Regions from separate parts of the Homo sapiens genome. Here all the other regions are linked to region 3. The links are chromatin contacts, found by Hi-C or POLR2A ChIA-PET in ENCODE. All regions are on one chromosome and are shown on one strand. The core of a region is the stretch at or near the end of the contact, and the rest is flanking DNA. Distances in the headings are between cores, read along the strand shown.

Evidence for each region. Hi-C counts contacts between places; a loop is a spot of excess contacts on that map. ChIA-PET counts read pairs that join two places held with the same protein, here RNA polymerase II (POLR2A). Pooled maps may share reads with other maps.
Region 1: a pooled map shows a loop between it and region 3 (4-fold over the local background). The contact joins the enhancer-like site here to the promoter of MTPAP in region 3. A Hi-C loop is called at or near these places in 2 of 37 single-sample maps with no recorded cell type and 5 of 50 pooled maps. POLR2A ChIA-PET finds 5 or more read pairs at or near these places in 7 of 52 experiments (GM10248, IMR-90, PC-3 and 4 more).
Region 2: a pooled map shows a loop between it and region 3 (2.2-fold over the local background). The contact joins the enhancer-like site here to the promoter of MTPAP in region 3. A Hi-C loop is called at or near these places in 3 of 50 pooled maps. POLR2A ChIA-PET finds 5 or more read pairs at or near these places in 2 of 52 experiments (OCI-LY7 and WTC11).

Annotation. Positions count from the first base shown.
Region 1 is chr10:30,283,653-30,287,187 of GRCh38, forward strand. No RefSeq gene overlaps it. Among named protein-coding and RNA genes, the nearest start is that of MTPAP, 64 kb to the right of the region's middle. RefSeq lists an enhancer at 1,481-1,560. Within about 2 kb of position 1,384, at least 3 of the 41 ENCODE cell types and tissues checked have a DNase peak (open chromatin) inside an H3K27ac peak, as active enhancers do.
Region 2 is chr10:30,454,722-30,458,206 of GRCh38, forward strand. MAP3K8 (mitogen-activated protein kinase kinase kinase 8) reads left to right here. Exons shown (of 9, transcript NM_005204.4): 7 at 3,363-3,485. Among named protein-coding and RNA genes, the nearest start is that of MAP3K8, 22 kb to the left of the region's middle. Within about 2 kb of position 1,715, at least 22 of the 41 ENCODE cell types and tissues checked have a DNase peak (open chromatin) inside an H3K27ac peak, as active enhancers do; they include OCI-LY7, where a contact is called at or near this core.
Region 3 is chr10:30,347,992-30,351,306 of GRCh38, forward strand. It overlaps MTPAP (mitochondrial poly(A) polymerase), which reads right to left and starts at 1,287. Exons shown (of 9, transcript NM_018109.4): 1 at 1,128-1,287. The coding sequence starts at 1,284. RefSeq lists enhancers at 1-267, 849-948, 959-1,028, 1,079-1,128, 1,159-1,298.

The sequences.
Region 1 (3,535 bases), core at 134-2,633, 64 kb before region 3:
AGACCTGGAAAAGAGAGGGCACAGAAACGGCCAGGTGGGTACACCTGTGATGCTGGTGGTGGGATTCGTTGGTGAACTACAGCCTGTAGGCCAAATCCAGCCCACTACCTGATTTTGCATGGCCCAGGAGTGAAGGATGGTTTGTTTGTTTTTTTGTTTGTTTGTTTTACATTAAAATGATTGAGAAATAAATTTTTTAAAAGAATATTTCATGACTTGTGAATAGTATATAAAATTCACATGTCATAAATAAAGCTTTATTGGAACATGCCAGACCCATGCACTTACATATTGTCTAGGGCTTCTTTCCCCCATGTAAAGTTGAGTAGTTTTACAGAGATCATATGGGTTCCAAAGCCTAAAATATTTACTATGTGACCCTTTACTGAAAAAGTTTGCTGACCCCTGCCTTGTAGTATGACACATGGATTTTTGGAAGAGTAAAACAAATTTAACATTTGCTGAGCACTCCTTCTTACCCAGCATGGCTATAGACTCTTCTCATGTATTTAATATAATTTTGTGAACAACCCTATAAGGCAGGTACTATTATTATCTTCATTTCACACATAAGAAAGTTAAGACACCTCGGTAATTTTCTCAAAGTCAGGTCATTAGTGAGTAGAAAAACTGGGATACGAACCCAGGCTGTCCAATTCCAGAGCAATAATCTAGTTAGATTTTCTGGCTTGTTATGGGATGGAATTCCTGCTAGCTGTCCCTCAAAAATGTCAGTATCGCTATGCAAACCATCATTTACTTGATTAGTCTTGCTGTGGAGAAAGGGATTGGGCTGTGCCTACACTTGGGGCACAACGGGAGAGGACACAACAGGAGGGGACAGTAGCCTTGAGAAGTGGCACCAGTTCACTCCTGGGCTTTACATTTGATGGCGTCATAGAATGGAGGAAATCATTGTGTGTGTGTGTGTGTGTGTGTGTGTGTGTGTGTGTGTGTGTGTGTGTGGTGTATACATAGCAAATGTCTCGAAGGTCCCATCCCAAACTGCATATAGCATTTGCCCTTCAGGAGTGAAATGGATAATGTAAAATTGGGAGCTGTCTACATTTTAATCCTACGTTGTTTGAAATTTTAAGTGAGGTTGTAGTCTTTGTATTGCTATTTTCAGAAACTCATATAAACATGGTGAAAAGAACTCTCTGGCCTGATTTTCCCTTTTGTGAGGTAAATTGACTTAACTCTTCTTTAAGTTTCCTAGGTTTTGAGAAGAGATAGATTATTTAATAATCTATTTCCCCAGGATGGCACCTAGAGGAAAAGATTATCCAGCCACCAAGAAATGCCCAGCTCCTCTATTTATGATGAACCTGACTTAATCAGGAGTAGAAGGCACATTTCTTCTTTTCAGAGTTACACAAGGGCCCTGGGTTTCCTGTTGACATGAAGATATTCACACCCTTCAGAGGATGGAACCCTTCACAAACAGCTTATCATCTGTTCCACTTTCTGCTCTTAGAGATGAAATAGGAAGTTTCTTCTTTGTTCAAAGATTAAGGAAACCACTGTTTCCCTGTTGAGATGGGGAAAGACGTACCATCCTGGGATCTTCATGTCTCAGAAGGATTATATACATTTTCCCTTGTCTTCCCTGCAAAGGAATGAGAGAAAGAACAGTCCCAGGGTTTGGCCACTGAAGGCTGGAAAGGGATGGCAGGGCCCTCCCACACTTAGTCATTACTCATGCATGAGGGCAGCTCCCAGCCCTCAGCTCTGGAGGGGTGGTGAGGGCTGGTTTTCCTGGGCTCTGCTAGGTATCTGCTTGGTATCTTGGGGAACTATCTCAAATTGAGTGAAAGAGCAGTGAGTGTTGCTTCCATTTTCGGTACACCACTGAAAATGAAGTACTTGTACAAGCTGGACATTTGAGTTTCACTTCTCTTGTAATGTTGAATACAGACTCCTAATTTAAAGACATGTATCTAAGGGACAAATAATTGCACTGATCCAAGAAGGGCTGGGCTCCTGGCTAAACTCTATCCTGAAGCCTGGAACCTTGGCCCTAAGTGAAAACAGCCAACCCCATTTTTCCACCCAAATGATTTCCTTTTTGGCCCACCCCGCCCCCTATCCTGTGCCCACAAAAAACCAGACTTCAGCTGGTAGAGGGAAAAAAAACACACACATACAAAAGCTGCTGACTGTCGGGGATACAAGCAGCTGAGTGGTGAGCAGAGAAGCAGCAACTGCGTACTGTAGAATATGGATAAACGCAGCTAACTTCAGACGGTGCGGCTTCAGAGGGGAGCCTGGCTGGAGACAGGCTGGGCTTCAGGGAAAGATCACCTTCTTCCCACTCGATCCCCTTTCCAGCTCCCCTTCCACCGAGAGCCACTTGCACTGCTCAATAGTCTTCTGCACCAATCATCTTTCAAACAGTTCATGTGACCTGATTCTCCCAGAATATTGAACAACAACTCGGGTGTCAAAAAGAGCAGGTGCAGAAGGCTGTCACCCTAACCTTTTACTGAGCTGTTAACACTTAGCCATCCACAGACTGCAGGCTGCAGGCTGAGTGAAATGAGTCACTCCAGTTCCACGAAGGGGGTCAAAGTCAAGGAAAAATCTCATCTTAACACAACCCATAATGTAATAGTGTGCAATATCTTTTCTAGTAATCACAGTTTTTGTAAAAAATCAGTATAAAGCTGTCAAGTTTTCTTTCTTAGAAAAGATCTGTTATATTTTTCTGAAATCATCTTCTTTATCTTTTGCAGGGAGGAATGTCCTTCCTTTTATGAAATTAAATAAGAGCCCCTATAATTTGCAAGAAACTGTTCTAAGTCCTAAGGAATTGGCAGCGAACAAAATGCAGCAAGTCTCTAAACTTGTAGAGCAAATTTTTTTCCAGAATAAAATGTAGCTTTATTATGACATAGGAAAGACTGCAAACCATTAGGGGAGGACGAGGAGTCAAATTGATGCAGGATTATTTTCTTGACTGTTTCGTGGGACTCGTGACAGGGGTGCCCTGTTTACTCAGCCCACCCCGCTTAACCCCTTGTAGGAGGGAGCACACAAGCAAATGAATGGAGGAACCGGCTGGCTGCTCCATTCCTTCAGGTCTGCCATGCTCCACCCCTCACAGGAGGGAGCATGTAGGCAAGTGAGTGCAGGAACCAGCTGGCTGCTTTGGTGCCAGCAGGAGCAAACTCCAGGCAGGCCCCGCAGCAGTGTCTAGGTGGGGGTGCCTGTGACCCCAGAGCCCCAGAGGGCGTGTTACAATGCTCTCTTAGCTCCACTGTCCACAGACAGCAGTGTGTTATCAGCTCAGTGGGCCCTTTGCCTCATCGTATGGGGCAGCTGCCCTCTGCCAGTGAGGGAAAGGGACCAGTGTTGACAGCCTTTTTGGGTATCAGCCCTTGGTGCATACTGAATCCTTGTTTGGTGCCCAAGAAGAATGAGGTCACATGAACGAATTGAAGGATGGTGGATGAGGATAATTTTATTGATCAATGAAAGCAGATCTCAGCCGAAAGGGGAGCTGGAAAGGAGATGGGAAGGGCAGGTTGCTCTC
Region 2 (3,485 bases), core at 465-2,964, 110 kb after region 3:
CAGAACAATATTCAGAAGGGAAGCTGTACTTTTTTTTTTTTTTTAAGAATGCTTAGTCCCCAGATCTTAAGAATACTTTACCAAAGTGTGAGGTCTAATAAGACTTAATGCTTACGACATGTTTTCTTTGGAAAATGTTTCAGCATATTTGGCATTAGTCAGGAGTTCAGATATGTAATATTCCACCACCCTTTTTCCTGGAACCAGTTTGAAAAACAAACTATTTATGGTATTAAAGATGGAAAATACTTTTCTCTTCCTGGCAATGTGGTGAAGTTGAACATTTTGCAACATTGGAGAAAGAAGTGTTCTTTCTGGGGCTGTCTAGCGGAATGCATGGATATGAGATAATAACATATTTTACTCCTGAGTAGTATTTGGATCAGGTTTTTTTTGGCAAATGCAAATTGCTTTTTGTGAAGTGCAAAACTGTGCCTTGGTGTTTATAAATATAAACTCTCTTCTAATCAGCCTGCATTTAATATCTGCCTAGTACACACGAGTTGAAGTTTGATAATGAACAAAGTTGTGAAGTGACCAGTGAAACCTTTCAACAAGCTTGCTTTTACCCTTCCTACTTAAAGAGCCAGGAGATCTAATTAGTCAACTGTGCAGACTGGCTGATGTTAGAATTTGATCATGTGGCTACTGCACAGTCATAGACAATTTCTGATTTCTGCAGTATAGCTCCCAAATGCAAACCCTGGTTACCCCTGTTTGATTGCTCTCTCTAAGCATTGGTATTCAGAGCATTCTATTGTAACCATGTAATACACATCCAGGGTTAATCCAGCATATACAGAATAGACTGTTTTTGAGTTGCAAGGTACAGAGAGAGAATACATAGTGAATGCGAATAACAAATCAGAATTACTTTTAGAACTTGGTCCTTTTTGAAAAATCCTTCTAAGTCTGCTTGGTTTTACCTTTGTAAGTTAACATATAGTCATCACATGCACATATACGCACACACACGGTCTCTTTCCCTTTCTAATAAACATATTGAAAGGTGAAGGGTTCGATCGCTGACATCAAGGTTTTCTCTTGCTCCAGTGCCCTGCCCCGAGGGTGCAGAACTCTCAGAGAGCCCTGTGTTGGTCCCACCAGGGCTGTTTCATGCCTTCTAATCAGCCAGAGTGCTCGAACATTATGCCCTGCTGCTCCCTGATCTAACTGGTAGTTGGTAGAGCTTGAGGAACAAGAGCTCCGAGCCAGGAAGCTCTGGGGTTTCTACCTGAGTGGCAGCACCCAGGCCACCAGGCTTACAGATGTTCCATCCCCCCAGGCTGCCTAGGCGTGCAGTCACATAGAACCTGCAGAGCCACCTCTGCACAACCCCTGTGGGCTACACCAGCAGTGGGCACTCCGCCCAATCCTTGCTTTATTGGCAGGGAGGAGGGGGTACAGGAGAGAAGATAGGCATCCTCTATGGACAGTTAATAATACCCATTGCATTTCTTTTTCTTTTTTATTTGATTGTGGTAAGAACACTTAGCATGAACTCTACCCTCTCAACACATTTTTAAGTATACAATACACTATTGTTGACTATAGGTACAATGTTGTGCATTAATTTTTTAAGTTTGTGATATATTTAGTAGCAAAGTCCTTCTGGAAAGTCCTCTGGCTCTGCTGCAGGGAAAGCTTGAGAACGGGAGCTCAGTTTCACCTGTTTGCTGAGAGCAAAAGGAAGCTGGCCCGGAAGTGGCTTGCAGGAAGGAGTTGAGCAGGGTTAGGGTGGGGAGACTGGGCAGTTTCTCTGGTTTTTGTAAGCTAGTTCTCTAATTACTTACCCTGAAATGTGTTCCGGAAACACTGACCTCCATTCTCTTATTCACATGGCAGACAGTGTACAAGCTGTTTCAAGCGAAATACTGATAATCAGGATATTAACTACTATATGTCTGCACCAGCCATGAATACAAATCACTGGTCACCAGTGTTTGCTCTGTTCCTTTTTAAAAAAATGTTTAATTAAATTAGGTAACTAATTAATTTGTAAAGATGGGGGGTCTCCATCTTGTCCAGACTAGTCTCAAACTCCTGGGCTCAAGCAATCTTCCTGCCTCGGCCTTCCAAAGTGCTGAGATTCAGTGGCTCACGCCTGTAATCCCCACACTTTGGGAGGCCGAGGCAGGTGGATCACGAGGTCAGGAGTTCGAGACCAGCCTGGCCAACATGGTGAAACCCCATCTCTACTAAAAATACAAAAATTAGCCAGGCGTGGTAGCACATGCCTGTAATCCCAGCTAGTTGGGAGGCCGAAGCAGGAGAATAGCTTGAACCCGGGAGGCAGAGGTTGCAGTGAACCGAGATCGCACCATTGCATTCCAGCCTGGGTGACAGAGGGAGACCCCATCTCGAAAAAAAAAAAAAGCCAAAGTGCTGAGATTATAGACATGAGCCACCATGCCCCACCTCTCTTTGTTTCTTTCTTAAGTTTAGAAATAAATGCTCGTTAGAGAAACTATTTATAAAACCAGCCCTGTTTATTCAGCATGGACTCATGAGACCAAATATAACTTATACAATGTTAATATGGCTGCATTTAATATTTAGTCACTGGGCTACATAGTAGGTAAAAATAACAGATAGTTTGTAAAAATGACTCTTTAGAATCACTTCTACAATATTACACTTTATTTTTTAAGTTTTTCCCTTTCAAGAAATTTGTGTTAATACCCTATAGACTTCTATCACCTTTTATCATTGCAGATATTTAGAAGGTTAGCAGTGTAATGACAAACAGATAAAGAAGTCTGTTTGTAGTTCATTTAAATATAAAAGGAATTGGCGTTTTAGTTGAAAACTTAGCTACACCTGATCAGTGTACTGCAGAACTTTGATGAGTGGGAGTCCCTGATAGATTCCTGGTTCTAGGCTCTTTGCCACCAGATCAACCAGAAAAAGGTGGTGTTTTGTTTTGTTTTGTTTTGTTTTTTGAGACTGAGTCTCGCTCTGTCTCCCAGGCTGGAGTGCAGTGGTGCGATCTCGGCTCACAGCAGCCTCCGCCTTCCGAGCTCAAGCGATTCTCCTTGCCTCAGCCTCCCAAGTAGATGGGATTACAGGTGCCCATCACCATGCCCAGCTGATTTTTGTATTTTTAGTAGAGACCAGGCTGGTTTTGAACTCCTGATCCGCCCACCTCAGCTGGGATTATAGGTGTGAGCCACCGCGCCCGGCCAGGTGTTCTTCATCAGACTGCAGGGACACCTCCAGCAATTGCTGCATGGTTCCTGGGGAATGCCTGCATTATTCTCCTAGTTTAAGGCAAATGAGCCAATTTCCAGAACTGGATTAGGGAAATGGAAACCCACACAAAGGAGGGGAATGAAGCTGAATGTTTCCCACTTCTTTTTCAGATTTACATGAGCCCAGAGGTCATCCTGTGCAGGGGCCATTCAACCAAAGCAGACATCTACAGCCTGGGGGCCACGCTCATCCACATGCAGACGGGCACCCCACCCTGGGTGAAGCGCTACCCT
Region 3 (3,315 bases), core at 37-2,536:
CATCTATAAAATGGAGTAACAGTTATTTCCTTCCACACCTACGCTACAGGGTTGTTTCATATATCAAAGAGCATATGAACATACTCTCAAATTTAAACACCCATACAAATGTTAAATTACAATAGCTTTTTTGGCAGAATCCTTACTCAAATTTTCAGCGTTACTTAGAAATGTTCAACAGAAGTAGCTTCCACTAAATACAATCCAATCAATATTTGAATGAAATACATAAAGATTTCTCACTGCCTGCCAATGTAAGTCTTTTATACAGTCTGATAAAGACACCAGCTTATTTTAGGGAAAAAATAGCTCCAAGGAATCGTAGAAGTCAATACATTTTGTTTAATAATTTGACTAGAAGTCTAAATTAACTGAGCTAGTGACCTTGCCTAAGTTATTTACCTCTTTGAACCATTTTCTACATCTGTAAAATGGACACAGTGATACATTTCTTGCAAGATCGTTTTAAGAACTGTAAATAGAATACACAAGCTCTTGAGTCACAAGAGAGGTTCAATAACACTGGCTTCTCAATACACAAAGAAGCATATAAATGTAGAACGAACGCGGGACAACAGCCTGTTGCAGTGAATCCAAATCTGTTACCAGACTGATTTGGTTCAAAATGGCCAAAAAGAATAAAGTAAACGGCAGTACATTTCATAGACAGAACCCTATGTCTAGGAACCAAGAATCCTCTTGATTCATCAGGCTACAATATAACTCGGCCTCCAGCAACAACTTAATGTATCAAAATCAGAAATATACGTACACGATGCAGCGACTGGCTCAGGTGTGTAGCATTACTATCATTGGGAACACTATTTCGTCAAACTGTAAAGTGCAAGCAAACTGGGTTCCTGACCTGAATTTCATGGAAGTCTAAACAACTCCATTACTGTACACAGGAGTCGCCCCAAACAAACATCACACATCTCACTTCTGCCTCAGCAACGGCGGCGACCCTGGGTTCCCCTACAGAGATCAGAGGAGAGGAGAGGACAGGACACAGCCCCACCCTCTTGCCAAAGGGTCCACAGCCGTTTCCACAGGCCACGTGTTTCCCCGTGATCCCAGACTCCTCGCCCGCTGTGGGACGGAACTACAGGGCAAACCGGCGCCATCACCTGTCTCCACGCTCCCTGAAGGCTGCTCGTCTCTCCTAAGGTCTTTGGCCACAGTTCCTGGGCAACTCAAAAGCCTGACGATAGGCCGCTGGACTCGAGTTCTTCTCCGGGCACACAGGTTCAAACGGGTCAAGAGCCCCACGCCGGGAACCGCCATTGCTAAAAAAAAAAAAAAAAAAAAAACAGCACTAGCGCGAAGCTGAAAGGTCAGCGCGTTTTCGCGCATGCGTCGGGGGGGAGGGGGGGGGCAAAAGAAATGGGAAGCCTCGAGGGTCAAACTAGGCGAAAGAAGTTCGCTTTTAGAGGAAGAGAGGAAATTGAGGCCGGAAAGAAGATACCTAAGCTTTCAGACATGGTTTACTTCCACAGTCACACAATTTACCAAATGAAAAGTTCCATAGAAGGAGCGCTCCACCTACTCTTGTAAATAGCATCATGAAAATAGAACCAGAGCCCGGGCGCGGTGGCTCATGCCTGTAATCCCAGCACTTTGAGAGGCTGAGGGAGGTGAATCTCCTGACGTTACGGGTTCGAGACCAGCCTGGCTAACATGGCGAAACCTTGTCTCTACTAAAAAATACAAAAAAATTAGCTGGGCGTGATTACATGCCTGTAATCCCAGCTACTTGGGAGGCTGAGGCACGAGAATCACTTGAACCCAGGAGGCGAAGGTTGCAGTGAGCCGAGATCGCGCCACTGCACTTAAGCCTGTGCAACAGAGCGTGACCCTGTCTCAAAAAAAAAAAAAAAAAAAAAGTTAAAATAATGGAAAGGCTTTTAACCTCTCTGAAAGGGGCACCAGGAGCAGGCAGGGCATCATCATCTTCCTTGAACCATGTGAGGACATTTTACAACCTCTGCCAATATGCCTCAATTCAAATTAAAATTCAAGTGGTTTTGCCAGCCCCTCCTCCAAGTGAGAGGTACATACCTCATCTTAAAGCCATACGAAAGGCATTGGAGAGGACTGGTTCAGTCTTCTCATTTTGGACATGAGAAAGTGGGGCACAGATCAGACAACGACTGGCTATAGGTCACACCTGGGGAGTCAAAGTTTAAAGTCAGAGCTCTGCCCTTGATTCAAGGCTCCTCCTCAGTGCCTGTGTCATAACCAGTGGCCCTTGCTCGGGTGCCTGGGAAAAGGACATACGAAACAGTGCAAAGAAGCCTGCAACTGAAGGCAGCCTCCCCGGGGGAATACACTGCTGCTGGAGGCGAAAGGAAAAGCAAGGGGCCTCGCAATCGGAGCGTGAGAGAGGACAAACCAGCACCGGAACTGACTAGCCAGCTCTGTGTTAGCATGGTGCTATTGCCTTGCAGGTATTTTCCTTTTTAATCATCTCAACAAATCTGAGTGATTAAACCCATTTCATGGATGAGAACACGGAGGCTTAGAGACAGTAAGTAACTTGTCTAAGGTGGCCTCATTAGAAGTTGGCTGTGCTGGCTGGGTGTGGTGGCTCACGCCTGTAATCCCAGAACTTTGGGAGACCAAGGCGGGAGGATCACCTGAGGTCAGGAATTCCAGACCAGCCTGGCCAACATAGCGAAACCCTGTCTCTACTACAAATACAAACATTAGCCAGGTGTGGTGGTGGGCACCTGTAATCCCAGCTACTTGGGAGGCTGAGGCAGGAGAATCACTTGAACCCAGGAGGCAGAGGTTTCAGTGAGCCAAGATTGTGCCACTGCACTCCAGCCTGGCAACAGAGCAAGACTCTGTCTCAAAAAAAAAGTTGGCTGTGCCATTTGACCCCAGGTCAGTCCCCAGATCCTGGGCCTTCCACTCGGACACACACTCAAGGCCACCCTCAGGCCACACAGAGTCCTGCCACTCCCACATGGATGTTGAAGAATCTCAAAGTTAGATAGAAGTATATTTGATTTTGATACTTCCAAGGAAAGTCCTGCGTAAGCAATGAGTTTGGGGATGGATGTGAGGACTTTTTAATTTTTGTGGGGGATATTTAATCCCTTTAGCAGAATAAAATGTTCTCCAGCCACTTGGCAGTAGGTACTTTTTTTTTATTTTATTTTTTGAGACAGAGTCTTGCTCTGTCGCTCAGGGTAGAATGCGTTAGTGCAATCTCAGCTCACTGCATCCTCCTCCTCCTGGATTCAAGCAATTCTCCTGCCTCAGCCTCCCAAGTAGTTGAGATTACAGGCACCTGCCATTATGCCCGGCTAA